3 separate regions of the Homo sapiens genome follow, and all the other regions are linked to region 3. Evidence: chromatin contacts called from ENCODE Hi-C or POLR2A ChIA-PET data. All regions are on one chromosome and are shown on one strand. Each heading gives the region's core, a stretch centred on a gene start or an enhancer-like site at or near the end of the contact. The rest is flanking DNA. Distances are from core to core; before and after follow the strand shown. Region 1 has its middle 91 kb from the start of LINC02154. Region 2 has its middle 110 kb from the start of FAM9C. Region 3 has its middle 80 kb from the start of EGFL6.

Region 1 (4,790 bases), core at 690-3,189, 280 kb after region 3:
GTGTCTCTTATTATTGAGCTTTTAGGTTGTGCTGTCTTATTACTGAGTTTTAGGTATCTTATTTTTAGTATGATATACAATATTATAATAAATGTCATTGTTCATTTTACTTTTTCCTTATTAGGTAAACCAATCTTTCTTAGCTACAGGTCTTTTCTCTCTTAAAGGGGGAAATTATAGACAGAAGAGATGTTCTGAGCAGATGTTGGCACTGAAAGTCGTGTAATTTAGCAAAAATAATACTGGAATTCTAGTCCATACCCCTCCTCCAGCATTTACTAGCTGAGCAATTTTGGACAAGTCACATAATGCATTGGAAAATTTTCCTTATCTGCAGAAAGGGAGCACCCCTTACCCAGGCATTATCACAAGCTCAAATGAGATGATGTAAACTGTGATGTAACTGTATCATTAGAGGTCATAGTGGTGACTATCATGACTATGATAATCTTTTTTCTAGTCTGAATATGTTCATATATGATAATAATGTAATAATTGAAACTATATCAGAGAGCATGGCCTTATTATTATTTTTAATAATTTCTAGTAATAACCCACCTCAAATCATTTATCTTGTCTAAAAGGAGAAGGAAAATGAGAAATATTATCCTAGTAGGAATCAGGCTGAGAAAGAACGCTTTTTTTGAAATTTTAATTATAATTCCAAACTATGCTTCACTTCCTCCCTTGCTCCCTGTAGCCAACCTGGCATCAGTGTAGCCTTGCCATCAGCAGGGCAGTCTCACTCCATGGCCTTCACATTTGTTATTTCACCTTTGTGGAATGTTCTCTCTCAAACATCTGCTTGGCTCCCTTCTCCTTCTTTGCTCAAACATCTCCACAAACATTACGTCCCTGGATCAACTGCTATAAAGCTGCTCTACCACCGCCACCCTGGGCATTCCCAACCCTCTTCCCTTTATTCATTTTTTTTCCTATATCACCACTAGGGTCTAAATTCCATAAAGGCAGGGATTTGTGTCTGTTTTATTTGCTGTGCTGTGTTCCATGCCTAAAATGGTCCGCTATATATTATGCATTTAATAATTGTGTTAAATGATTGAACTGATTTTAATGCAGTCCAAGAAATTCATCCATTGGGCTAATGGACTCTTTTTAGCAGTAGTTTTCTCCATTAAGGCATACTCTTCACACTGATTTGGGCAGCAACAGGCCTGTGGGGAGAGCAGGCAGACGCAAAAGAGTGTGCACATTTATGAAGCTTTTATCAGAAAAACAAATGCCCAAAATGACTGTTTACTCTGATTTTTAAAACTGAGGTATAAACAGAGAGCCATGGACTGGGCATAGTGGCTTACGCCTGTAATCCCAGCACTTTGGGAGGCTGAGGCAGGAGGATTGCTTGAGGCCAGGAGTTTGAGATCAGCCTGGGCAACATAGTGAGACCCCCATCTCTATATAATAAATAAACAAGACTTTTTAAAAATGAATAAGCAAAAGAGCCATGTTGTGTAGTTTACAGTGGTTGGTTTGGAGAAAGAACAAAGAAAGAAGCCATAAATGAAGACTTTTGCATAAAGATAAATCCAGGTGGATACGTCGCTCAGTCCTGTGAAGCTGTCTTTGTGGCCTTTGGTTGAAAGCTGTTGTCGTCATTACGCACACCTTGGTTTAATGTTGAAAGGCAGAAATGAATAGAAATTGGTATTTAATCTGTACGTATAGCAGAAATCCACTGAGGTGGTAAACTAATTGAATCTCAGCACGCCCTTCATGCATCTACAGCAGGAAAAGCCTGTGTTAGAGAGAGATGAATACCTTGCTGAGTACTTTCACTTTATTCATCTTTATGAACTTTTCATAAACTAATTTTAATTGTCCTTTACCCACAAGCAATAAGGACTCACCACCCCCCTGCCCTGCTTGGACATGCTGTTATTTTACACTCATGCATTTGTAACTCTTGCCTAATTTTATTCCCCCTGTTCAGAAAAATAGAACAGCTGTTAGTCCCAGCTTCCTGGCTGTTCTCTCAGCTTCCCCTTCCTTCCTGTCCTTCTACTCCAGGCCCATGGTATTTCTCTTAAAGCAAGTTTTCAAAACATCAAGGTAGATAAAGATCTAGGAATCATAATTCTTGTATACTCCTTAAGCACAATGTTGGTTTTTTTTTTCTTTTTGTCTTGGATCCCATATCCCTAACAATGCAACTGTGCCAAGAATCCATTTGGAAAGTAAAGCCAAGATATATCCCTGTGCAACTAGCAGCAGATAAACAGCTTTCAGTTTAATCCTAATGAGAATGAGCAAATGGACACCGATACTTGGCTTAGTATTTCACCAGGATAATCCCTTTCCCATGCAGTGAAACTCTTCTGTGACCTATTTGTGTGAGTGTGTGTCTGTAGATATAGTCTCCCTTTATCCATGGGGGATACATTCCAAGATCCCCAGTGGATGCCTGAAACCCTGGATAACACTGAACCCTATATGAACTGTTTTTTCCTATGCATACATACCTATGATAAAGTGTAATTTATAAATTAAGCATGGTAAGAGATGAACAATAACTAAAAGTAAAATAGAACCATTATAATATACTGCAATAAAGTTAAATAAATGTGGTGTCTCCTTCTCTCTTTCAAAATATCTTTTTTTTTCTTTTTTTTTTTGAGACCGAGTCTCACTCTGTCACCCAGACTGGAGTGCAGTCGAGTGACCTTGGCACAGTGCAACCTCTGCCTCCTGGGTTCAAACAATTCTCCTGCTTCAGTCTCCCAAGTAGCTGGGACTACAGGTGTGTGCCACCACTCCTGGCTAGTTTATGTATTTTTAGTAGAGATGGGGTTTCACTATGTTGGCCAGGCTGGTCTCCAACTCCTGATGTCAAACGATCAGCCCGCCTTGGCCTCCCAAAGTTCTGGGGTTACAGGCGTGAGCCACTGTGCCCAGCCTCAAAATATCTTATTATACTATACTCATACTTATTTTCCAACGTTGGTTGAACATGGGTAACTGAAATCATGGAAAGTGAAACCCCAGATTATTTTGTATTTATTCTCCTAGGACATGAAGTGTTTAATTCTGGTAGTATTTAGAAATTTCTAGAAAATCCATTTGAATGTTCAAGTGAATGGAAGAATATGTCACACTTGTCTTTGGTGAAGTCATGAGTGTATTGGAGGATTTCCACTCACAAAGATGGCCTCCTTCAACCTAAATGGTAACACAACTGCCAGGAAAAATGTGGGGGGAATTTAATCCAGGTGCTCTCACCCAGCCCTATTTCAGTGGACTCCAGTCTTGCATACCAATTCAGAATGTTCAAGCTTCAGCTCTAGGGTTCAAATGAGAGTAGACACAAAGGGGCATCTTGAGTCCAGTGCCAGTTCACGACATCCAATTTGGGCCTGAGTCAATTACTGGTGGGAAGAAGTTGGCCAGTTCCAAGAGAGTCCTGTAATTAACTATCAATTAATGTGGTGGGAAATTTATATAGAGACCAGAATATGGAACTAGGAATCAGGATCAAAACTTCATTTTAAAGATACTAGATGTGAGACTTCCTCAGCAGATCCAAAACAAGGTTGGTGAGACCAGGGGCAATCTATGGGACAACTAGCTAATATTTCAGTTTGGGGATAAAATTAGACTCACAACTCTGGATATTTGGAAACTAGATTTGATTCTTCTCTGAATGATAAAATTAGCTTGAGGGGATGATTACTGAAAGTGAACGATTCAAAGAAATACCAAGAATTCACCAACAAACAGGACTTCAGGAAATTTGAGATATCTGATTAAATTTTTGGAAATTCTAGAAAGTTTATTTTATGTTGATAACCAAAAAAAGAACATTTTTTTTTTGCTAGTGGGTTTTAAATTTTTTTTATTATACTTTAAGTTCTAGGGTACATGTGCACAATGTGCAGGTTTGTTACGTAGGTATACATGTGCCATGTTGGTTTGCTGCACCCATCAACCCTTCATTTACATTAGGTATTTCTCCTAATGCTATCGCTCCCCCAGCCCACCACCCCCCAACAGGCCCTGGTGTATGATGTTCACCTCCCTGTGTCCATGTGTTCTCATTGTTCAACTCCCACTTATGAGTGAGAACATGCAGTGTTTGGTTCTCTGTCCTTGTGGTGATTTGCTGAGAACGATGGTTTCCAGCTTCATCCATGTCCCTGCAAAGGATATGAGTTCATCCTTTTTTATGGCTGCATAGTATTCCATGGTGTATATGTGCCACATTTTCTTTATCTGGCCTATTATTGATGGACATTTGGGTTGGTTCCACGTCTTTGCTATTGTGAATAGTGCTGCAATAAACATACACATGCATATGTCTTTATAGTAGCATGATTTATAATCCTTTGGGTATATACCCAGTAATGGGATTGCTGGGTCAAATGGTATTTCTAGTTCTAGATCCTTGAGGAATCACCACACTGTCTTCCACAATGGTTGAACTATTTACACTCCCACCAACACAGAAGTCACAGGTCACAGAAGAGTTTCACTGCATGGGAAAGGGATTATCCTGGTGAAATACTAATATATGGTCCACTGAAAATGAGTCAGAAAACCCAAGTGAACTGATCTTAACTACATTAATAAATACTTATATGTATCATTTATTCATTGCATTCCTATTTCTCCACATCCTCTCCAGCATGTGTTGTTTCCTGACTTTTTAATGATCGCCATTCTAACTGGCATGAGATGGTATCTCATTGTGGTTTGGATTTGCATTTCTCTGATGACCATTTGATGAGCATTTTTTCATACGTCTGTTGGCTGCATAAATGTCTTCTTTTGAGAAG
Region 2 (4,385 bases), core at 1,378-3,877, 340 kb after region 3:
GAGAAAGAGTTTAATAATCACAGGGCCAGCTAAGTGGAAGAACAAGAGTTTAGTACTCAAATCAGCTTCCCCAAAAGCTTGGAGGGTAGGGTTTTTTCAAGGATATTTTGGCAGGCAGGGGGCTAGGGATTGGGTGTGCTGATTGGTTAGGAATGAAATTGTAGGGTTGTGGAAAACAATCCTTGTGCACTGACTCAGCCTCTGGGTGGGGGCCACGGGATTAGTTGAGTCATGAGTCATGGGTCGGGGTAGAGTCAGTTGGTTGCCATAATGCAAAAATCTGAAAACCATCTCAAAAGACCAATCTTAGGTTTTACACTAGTGATGTTATCTACGGGAGCAATTGGGGAAGTCACAAATCTTATAATTTCTGCCACATGACTCCTGAGTAGTAAGGGATTACAGAAGCAAGCTAGGAGGCTGGGCATGGTGGCTTACATCTGTAATTCCAACACTTTGGGAGGCTGAGGTGGGAGGATCTCTTGAACTCAGCAGTTCAAGGCCAGCCTGAGCAATATAGTGAGACCCTGTCTCTTTAAAAAATAAAAATAAAATAGAAAGCAAGTTAGGGAACAATGGCTGGTTATCGTTTACACCTACATCTCAGCAGAATTCAGGCCCCTCCCATAATCCTAATCTTGTGGCCCTTCATTAGTTTTACAAAGGTAGTTTTAGTCCCTGAACAAGGAGGGGTTCTGGGAGGAACTATTATCATCCTTGCTTCAATGTTAAACTGTAAACTAAATTCCTCCCACGGTTAGCTTGGCCTATGCCCAGGAATGAGCAAGAATAGCCAGATTGTGAGGCTAGAAGCAAGATGGAGCCAGCCATGCTAGACTTCTGTCACTGTCATGATGTTTGCAAAGGTGGTTTCAGAAGGAGGCCAAAGCAGAAATGGTCACAGATCCATTCATAGATGAGGAGGGGCTGCAGAGAGAAGAAAGTGGTTAGCCATGATACTCTTAATGTTTTCTTAGAATGTAATGGCCCAAGGGGTTCTTTCCTGCCCCCTACACAAAGAAAGACCATGGTATTGTAGCAAAGGAAGAGTTTAATAGACAGGCTGGCCACACCACATGGGAGATGGAGTTAGTACTCAAATCATTCTCCAAAGCTCACAAGTTAGGCGTTTCTCAAAGGCATCTTTGGGGGAAGGGGTGGGGGTGGCTAGGCTTGCAGCTGGTTGGTTGGTGCAGAGATGAAATCATAGCCAGTTGCACCTGTTCTCCTGTGTGCTGAATTGCTTCTGGGTGGGACCACAGGAGCAGAGTTGGAGGGTCCAGGTGGAGCCATGGGTGTCAGACATACAAAAAGCCTGAAAAGATATCTCAAAAGGCCAATCTTAAGTTCTACAATAGTGATGTTATTTGTAGGAGTAATTGGGGAAATTGCATATCTTATAACCTCTGGAATAATGGCTGGCAATTGTTCATGTTTGCATCTTAGCAGAACCCAGGCTGCTCTCCTCCCCGCAGCCTGATGGCCTTCCATTAGCGTTACAAAAGCGATTGAGTTTTACGGGAGGCTTTTTATCATTTAAACTGCAGCCTAAATGTCTCTCAAAATCAGCTTGGCCCAAAAGCCCAGGAATAATTAAAGGAAAGGCAAACTGTGGGGTGGGTTAGCTCAGCTCACCGTTACAACTTTTCTCGCAAAGGCAATTTCAAGAAGCTCCCTGCATTACTGCCCACAGCAACGAGTCTCCTTTTAACATGCAGATTCACGTCGATCATAACGAGCTCAACTTGCATCTGAAGACTGGAGACTCTCACTGACACATCTTAACCCACAATGTGTACTATCCAGGCAGAATATTTGCAAGGTCTACCCTTCTCCTTTTAAATCAAAATTCAGCCCACCTTCAGCTTGGTATTCCTGCCACACAGAGCCCCTGAGAGCTTCAGCAGAGAACTGGCTGATGTGTTCTGAGTGTTGTTTTCTTTGATTCCTTGTGAGTGGCATTTTCTTTTATTTCTTCCTGTGTCTCTTTAATTACTGGCAGCTCCAGAAGCAATGAGAAGCTGGGAGGAAAGACTTCGTCAGAAAGCTTCAGGCTGAGAGGAGAGCTTGAAAGATAGGGATCTGCCAGCACCTCTGTGGTTATCGACTCTTTCATGTAACCACTTACCAGAGTATATCAGACAGTATTTTGCAGTAACGAAGACAGAGCCATAGCAACCAGACTACAAAGAGAAGCCCAGGGTTCTGGAAATGGCTCCAAGTCTCTGAAGAGATGTTAGCATTTCACAGCTTCCATTTCTTTTTGTGTTTGTTTCCTTTTGGTAGCCACTGGAGACAAGCCGTGTTTTCTTTACACACCCCAAAACTAGGGAAATTTTTATTTACCACAGCTGGGTATATGAGCCTAAGACTGGAATTCTTCAGTTAACAGTCATGTTAAATGGAAATTCATTTTCTCAGTCAGGAAAACTATCCTCAGAACATATTTTCTGAGCCGCTATCTAATATCTGGTGCTTTTTCACACTAATAATAATCTTTTTCTCCTTCCTAAAAAACTGAAAGTTATAATTAAGTAGAGGAAGCAAAAAACCCTTCCCTTGACACTGTACTAGTTATGTGGAAGTCCTTCATCAGGAATGAGTCACTCACGTAAATTGAAAGCTGCTCTGGGTCCCCACCTTTGAGTTAGAGTCCCCGCAACTTCTCTACTATAGCTATGTGGGCTTTTACAAAAGAATAATGATGTGAGACTCCAAAAGAGGACAAAACTTGTGACTATGCTTGTGAAGGTAAGCATGACACTGTATTGTCCATTTGGGGGCCACCCCTCTGGTGAAATAGGTGCCTACTGTCCCTTATTACCCACCAAAACATGTATCCACCCTATGTTTAAAATTGTGTAGGCTACCAAAAGAATTGAAAGTAGGGACAGAAACAAATACTTGTACATGCATGTGCATAGTAGCACCATTCACCATAGCCAAGAGGTAGAAACAACCCAAATATTTATCAGTGGATGAATGGATAAACAAAATATGGTCTATCCATACAATGGAAAATTATTCAGCCATAAAAAGTAAAGCAGTACTGATAAACACTGTAGCACAAATTAACCTGAAAGAATTATGCTAAGTGAAAGAAGCCAGACACAAAAGGCCACACATTGTACGATTCCATTTATAGGAAATGTCCAGAAAAAGCAAATCCATGGAAAGAGAAAGCAGATTGTTGATGGCCAGAGGCTGGAGGTAGAGGGCAGTGAGGAATGACCACTAAGGAAAATGGTGCTTCCTTTTGGGGCAATGAAAAAGTTCTGGAACTTTTCATTATGTGCCAAAAGTGCTAAAAGAATATGCTGAAAGTCACTGAATTGTATACTTTAAAGTGGTTAATTTTGTGTTATGTAAATTTTACTTCAATTTTTGAAATTCCCATATTCTTCTTTTAAAAATTTTATATATTATGATAGAGACAAGGTCTTGCTGTGTTGCTCAGGCTGGTCTCAAATTCCTGAGTCCAAGTGATCCTCCTTGCCTTGGCCTCCTGAAGTGCTGGGATTACAGGCATGAGCCACTGTGCCTTGCCATATTCTTGAAAAGTGCTAAGAGAGTAGATTTAAGTGTTTTCACCACAAAAAAAAATTATAAGAATGTGAGGTAATAAATATTAATTGTCTCGACTTAGCCATTCCATGATATATACATATTTTAAAACAACGTGTTGTAAATGATAAATATATACGATTTTATTTGTCAATTTAAGTAAATAAATTTAAAAGTAAAAAAAGAATTTTAAGAAAAAACTCTCTCCAAAAAATATTTACAAGTCACAGTTGTCATGATGTCACATAAAAACTTTTTAAATATAAATATTATACTCAAAATATTAAAGAAAAATTATAATTAAAGCAGACTGACAGACAGGTGTATTCAATTCATTCTGTTAATATTAAGTAAGCCTTCTGTTCTCAACTAGAGGGGGAAAGATAGGCAAACAAACTGCTCACTGCTGTGATAAGGACGGGAGCAGGGTGGGAAAGTGGGAGTTGGGATAGCTGCTTTGCTCAAAGAGCTCATAGAAGACAAACATTGACAGCATGCCTTGTACTAGGAGGCCACACCCTGCCCCAGCTTGAATCTCAAGAAAAGTTAATGAGAAAGGCAAGGCAGAACTTGGTTTGGAGCTCAAAGGAATGATAAAGAGCATAGTAAATATTAATGAGAGTTTAGAGATGGAAAAGCTCTCAGAAGCTGGACTCCTCACAGGCTGAAAGCACAGAGTAGGCCTGAGTTCTAAGTGAGAATCAGGAGTCAGGGTGTCTAGTCCTTGGTTAGGTCACTACATGACTATGAACTTGGCCATGCCGTGTAACTTCCTGGGTCTTGGCTTTCTTTGCTAAGTGCTTCCCCAGACTGAGCTGGCA
Region 3 (4,794 bases), core at 2,164-4,663:
TCTTTTATACAAACAAGGTGCCCCTCCCTAAGCCCTCCAGGTATTGCTTTGGGATCCACAGGGAAAGGAGGGTCCTGTACTCACAGATATGAAAATCTGAAGATGTTATGCATTCTTGGGCAGAATATCATATAGATGATATTGTATCTTTTTCAGGGTAACACATCTGGAGGCATACCATATTTTAATTTAGCTGCCCTTCATTGGTGATTTTAATTTAGCTGCATAGTATTCCACTGTGTGGATGCACCATAGTTGATTAACCAATGTCCTATGCTTTGACAAATATTACTGCAATAAATAACATTTTGCATATGCATTTTAATATCGTTAGAGGTGTATTGCAGTGTAAATTTCTACAAGTGGCATTGCTAGGTGGAAGGGTAAATGGATATGTGGTTTTGTTAGATATTGCCAAATATCCCTACATAGATATTGCACAGTTTTGCATTTCCTCTAGCAATGAGAGTGCTTATTTCCCCACAGTTTAACAACAGAACATGTTGTCAGGTTTGAGTTGTTGCCACTCTGATAGCTGAGAATGGTGTCGCAGTGTAGTTTTAGTTTGCATTTCTTTTGTTATGAATGAAGCTGAGCATCTTTTTGTAAGTTTAAGAGTCATTTTTACATCTCTTTTTGCGAATTGTCTGCTCAGGACTTTTGCACATTTTTCTGTAGCATTTTTGGCCTTTTAAAAGTCAACTAAAAAAGTCCTTTGCATGGTAGGAATTTTAGCTCCTTAGCTGTAAGATTTGTTGTAAATTGCTTCTCCCAGGGCAAGCTTCTCCTCATAGGGCAAGAAGAGCTTCTTCTTGCGCTTTGTCTTTTGATTTTCTTTACATCATTTTTTGCTGTGCAAAAAATATTTTAATTTTTATGTTGTCAAATTTATTAATCTTTTCTTACATCCGCATTTTTAGTTGTAGTTAGAAGGCCTTTCACTGTACCCTAAAAATCATTTTTACTTGGCAACTACTATGTCCAAGGCATTAGATGAGATGTTAAAAGGAAAACAAAACTGAACAAAACTCAGCCCTTATGCTGAAGAAAGTATGGATCATAGCTTATTTGTCCTCAATTCAAAAACAGAATTTTTATATTCAGGATTTGCGTACAAATAGGTTGCATGTAATCTTGACCAGAACTCCAGAAATCATTTTTTCTATAGCAGAAACCAACATACATCATCAGACAAATGGGATGGGTTTAGTTCTGCAATTTGCCAGCTGTGCAAATTTGGACAAGTTGCTAAACTCTGAATCTCAATTCCAGAATCTAATAATAACACTTTTCTTGTAGGATTGTTTGGGGAATTAAAGGAAATTATGTACAAAAAATGAAAAAATGCTTACCACAGTGCCTGACACACAAGAAAAGCCCCATGAAAGAAAGTTCTATTATTTTGTCTATACAGGTCTACTTTCTTCTAATTGTCCATCTTAGTACCCCATCCACCCTGGCCACATATATGAACTCATAACCTAGGCAAAGGCAATCGGAAACTTTCCTTGGGATTTAAAACATAGGATTTAAGAGAAGGCATCCTTTTTTCTTTTGGAAGATGGAGGTGGGGAAATATGAACCCAAAAGTGGCCAGCAGCCATGGTTTCTTTCTCATAGGAAAAGCCAATCTCAAGAGAAAAGAGAATGAAATTAGCACTGATGAAAGATGGAGAAAACTTTGATGCAATTTAGCCTCTTGATTCCTGTCCTCTCTGAGATCTAGCTGCACTTCTGACCTTAATGTTGATTAACATAGGCAGATAAATCCTCCCTTGGTCAAGTTGGGTTCCGTTACTTAAATCCAAAAGGGTTCAAGTGATAGATGTTTGAAACCAGATTTTTTTTTTCAGCAAAGTGTTTAATTAATGCAGAGCTAGCGAAGCAGAAGGATTGGAGTTATTATTTAAATCAGCCTCCCCAAGAATTCAGATGGTAGCGTTTTTATGAATAATTTGGTGGGCAGAGGGCTGGGGAATGGGTGCTGCTGATTAGTTAATGATAAAATCATAGGGGTGTGGAAAATAGTCCTTGTGAGCTAAGCCTGCCTCTGGGTGGGGGCCAAAGGACTGGTTGAGTCATGAGTCCCGAGTTCGGGTGGAGTCAGCCGGTTGCTAGAATGCAAAATGAAATCAGAAATGTTTAGAAACATCTAAGTAGGTAGGTAATCCAACTATGACCCTTTGATAATGGGATGAATTCAGCTATAAAGAGGCTATATAACAAAATGCCTTATAAAGTACAAGGTATGACTTTTGTAGAAGATGATAAAAACACTTTTGAAAGTAAAAACTAGGGAGAGAACAAATACTGAAGCATTAATATCGATGTTGTTTGCGGCCTTTCATTTCCAGTCATTTCCATTTGCAAAGTATTAATTATAACCGTGATTAAGTTTGCCTTGTAGATTGCATTTGGATGAACTCTAAGGCAGATGTGCAGATTCATTATTTTATATCTCAGTTAATTTACATGTCCCTAGGAAAGCACATTAAATCATACAACTCATCTTTCATCAGAGTTGAACACTTGTATTTATTTGTTTTAAATTCGTATCTTCATGCAAAGCCATTGCCTTCCATCTCCCTAAGTGAGAACTGTATTTTATTTTTCTTTCCCAAAGAAACAAACTCAGGAATCTAATAATGAACCCAAATTGGTTTACTGGGAAAGGACAGGGAAACAAATGGAGATGCTGTCCAAGTATGCTGCCACCCAAGGAGAACCCTGCTCCCAAGAAGTCGTTTTATTTCTAAGCAAATTGTCCTGAATATATAAAGCTCACAGGCCCTCTTCCAAACCACAATTTTCTCTCAGCAGGACATCTGAAATGGAATTGTGATTGCTGCCTGTGCTATCCCTCAAGTCTCTCTCATCCGACACAGAACCCAGCCTAGTTAAGACGGTCAAAATCCCAAGTTTGGCTTCCCTATTTAATGTGTAAAATGTTTCCTTTTTTGTTTTTTGTTTGTTTGTTTGGAGATGGAGTCTCGCTCTGTCGCCCAGGCTGGAGTACAGTGGCACAATCTTGGCTAACTGCAACCTCTGCCTCCCGGGTTCAAGCGATTCTCCTTCCTCAGCCTCCCAAGTAGCTGGGATTACAGGTGCCCACAACCATGCCCAGCTAATTTTTGTATTTTTAGTAGAGATGGGGTTTCACCATATTGGCCAGGCTGGTCTTGAACTCCCGACCTTGTGATTTGCCCGCCTCAGCCTCCCTAAGTGCTGGGATTACAGGCCTGAGCCACCGTGCCTGGCAAAAATGTTTAAGTCTGATTTACATGGAGCTGGAACGTTTCCTTTGAAATTAAAAACCAAAAATCACAGATGACAGCAGAGGGCACCCTTCCCTCTCATATGCAGTTGACACTCTCACCACCTGGGGAAAAAGATTTTGTTTTTCTGGGTTTCTTGGGGTTGACAATGGACACACACTCCAGTTTGAGATGACACACCCGTTACTGGTTGATCCTGTCTCTCCCCATTCCATTTTCCTTTCCTCTCTGAGCTGACTGACCTTATCTTTGGGGAACCACAGAATAAAAGGAGTGGTTGCCGGCAGAATCCCTGAGGAATGTATTTTTTTCTGTACAGCTTGCAATGCTCCAGAAAGGACTAGAAGTCTTGCTTCTTTGTGGAGGCCTAAATGCGTAGTTGAGATTTGTGTTGGGTCCAGTCCCCCAATTATATTCCCCTAAGGGAAAGCAGACAGGAAGCTATAAAATTCAGAACATTCATGCCCTTAGCCTCCATTTCTCATTGTGCAATCTCCTTGTTTGGGACCCACACTGTTCCTGCTGTCAGCAGTAATGAATGCACACAGCACATGTTGGGGTCAGAATGAAGGATACTTGAGAAACATCAGTTTAGAGAATCGTGGGTGAATGTTAGCCCACATAATCTCCCCCAACAGAAGAGCTGTTTCAGCAGCAGCTGGGAAATGCAGTCAGCATCATGGCTAGAAGGAAAATGAGTGAAATTATTACAGAAAAATGGCAGATTCTAAATATTTTCCTACGAGTCCTTTAAGAAGCAATGCATATGAAAACATTTACTTCTTGGGTCAATATTTTATATTTAATCTAGATAAAATGCCTACTTCCTTTATCTGACTCTCCATTGTTTTTCACGATTGTGGTTTTGATCTGGACTTTTCATCCTGCCCCCAATAGCCCTACAAAGAGGGCTCAAGATTGCCAAATAAGGCAATAGGTTCCTGCCCATCACCACATGTGGTCATGGCTGGGCTATGTGTGGAGGCAGCCAAGGAAACAGGAAAACTACAACCTTTTTTGGAAAGTCTCCTGTCTTTCTGCCTGGAGAAACGTGAGAATTGCTTCAGTGACTCATTCCCTCAAGGTTGTGGGGAGGATGAATTTTGGCTTAAATGCCTTTTAATTTGCAGGTTTAATGGTGAAAGTTACCAATCAGAGCAGGGTATGTATTCATCATCATTCATTTAAAACCTTTTCTTTAATTTGGAGAGCCACCACGTAAGAAATGTTTTGAAGGTGAAACCCCGTCTCTACTAAAAATACAAAAAATTAGCCGAGCGTGGTGGCAGGTGCCTGCAGTCCCAGCTACTCAGGAGGCTGGGGCAGGAGAATGGCGTGAACCCAGGAGGCGGAGCTTACAGTGAGCCGAGATCGCACCATTGCACTCCAGCCTGGGTGACAGAACGAGACTCCGTCTCAAAAAAAAAAAAATGCTTTGTGGTCAGCATTCTCTCTCCTTGGACTGCCTGGTATTCTCTTTCTTATAGTGACATTGTCTGCTAACAGAAGACAAATGTGC

What was found. A loop is a pair of places that touch in the nucleus more often than their neighbours do. ChIA-PET counts read pairs that join two places held with the same protein, here RNA polymerase II (POLR2A). Pooled maps may share reads with other maps.
Region 1: a loop to region 3 is called in a map of endothelial cell of umbilical vein, with 10 times the contacts of the local background. The contact joins two enhancer-like sites. A Hi-C loop is called at or near these places in 11 of 168 maps with a recorded cell type or tissue (A673, Calu3, IMR-90 and 7 more) and 10 of 50 pooled maps. POLR2A ChIA-PET finds 5 or more read pairs at or near these places in 2 of 52 experiments (AG04450 and PC-9).
Region 2: a pooled map shows a loop between it and region 3 (2.7-fold over the local background). The contact joins two enhancer-like sites. A Hi-C loop is called at or near these places in 2 of 168 maps with a recorded cell type or tissue (cardiac septum and endothelial cell of umbilical vein), 1 of 37 single-sample maps with no recorded cell type and 12 of 50 pooled maps.

Annotation. Positions count from the first base shown.
Region 1 is chrX:13,209,725-13,214,514 of GRCh38, reverse strand. No RefSeq gene overlaps it. Among named protein-coding and RNA genes, the nearest start is that of LINC02154, 91 kb to the left of the region's middle. Within about 2 kb of position 1,939, at least 3 of the 41 ENCODE cell types and tissues checked have a DNase peak (open chromatin) inside an H3K27ac peak, as active enhancers do; they include endothelial cell of umbilical vein, where a contact is called at or near this core.
Region 2 is chrX:13,149,818-13,154,202 of GRCh38, reverse strand. No RefSeq gene overlaps it. Among named protein-coding and RNA genes, the nearest start is that of FAM9C, 110 kb to the right of the region's middle. RefSeq lists an enhancer at 1,218-1,817. Within about 2 kb of position 2,627, at least 3 of the 41 ENCODE cell types and tissues checked have a DNase peak (open chromatin) inside an H3K27ac peak, as active enhancers do.
Region 3 is chrX:13,486,915-13,491,708 of GRCh38, reverse strand. No RefSeq gene overlaps it. Among named protein-coding and RNA genes, the nearest start is that of EGFL6, 80 kb to the left of the region's middle. RefSeq lists an enhancer at 4,754-4,794. Within about 2 kb of position 3,413, at least 25 of the 41 ENCODE cell types and tissues checked have a DNase peak (open chromatin) inside an H3K27ac peak, as active enhancers do; they include endothelial cell of umbilical vein, where a contact is called at or near this core.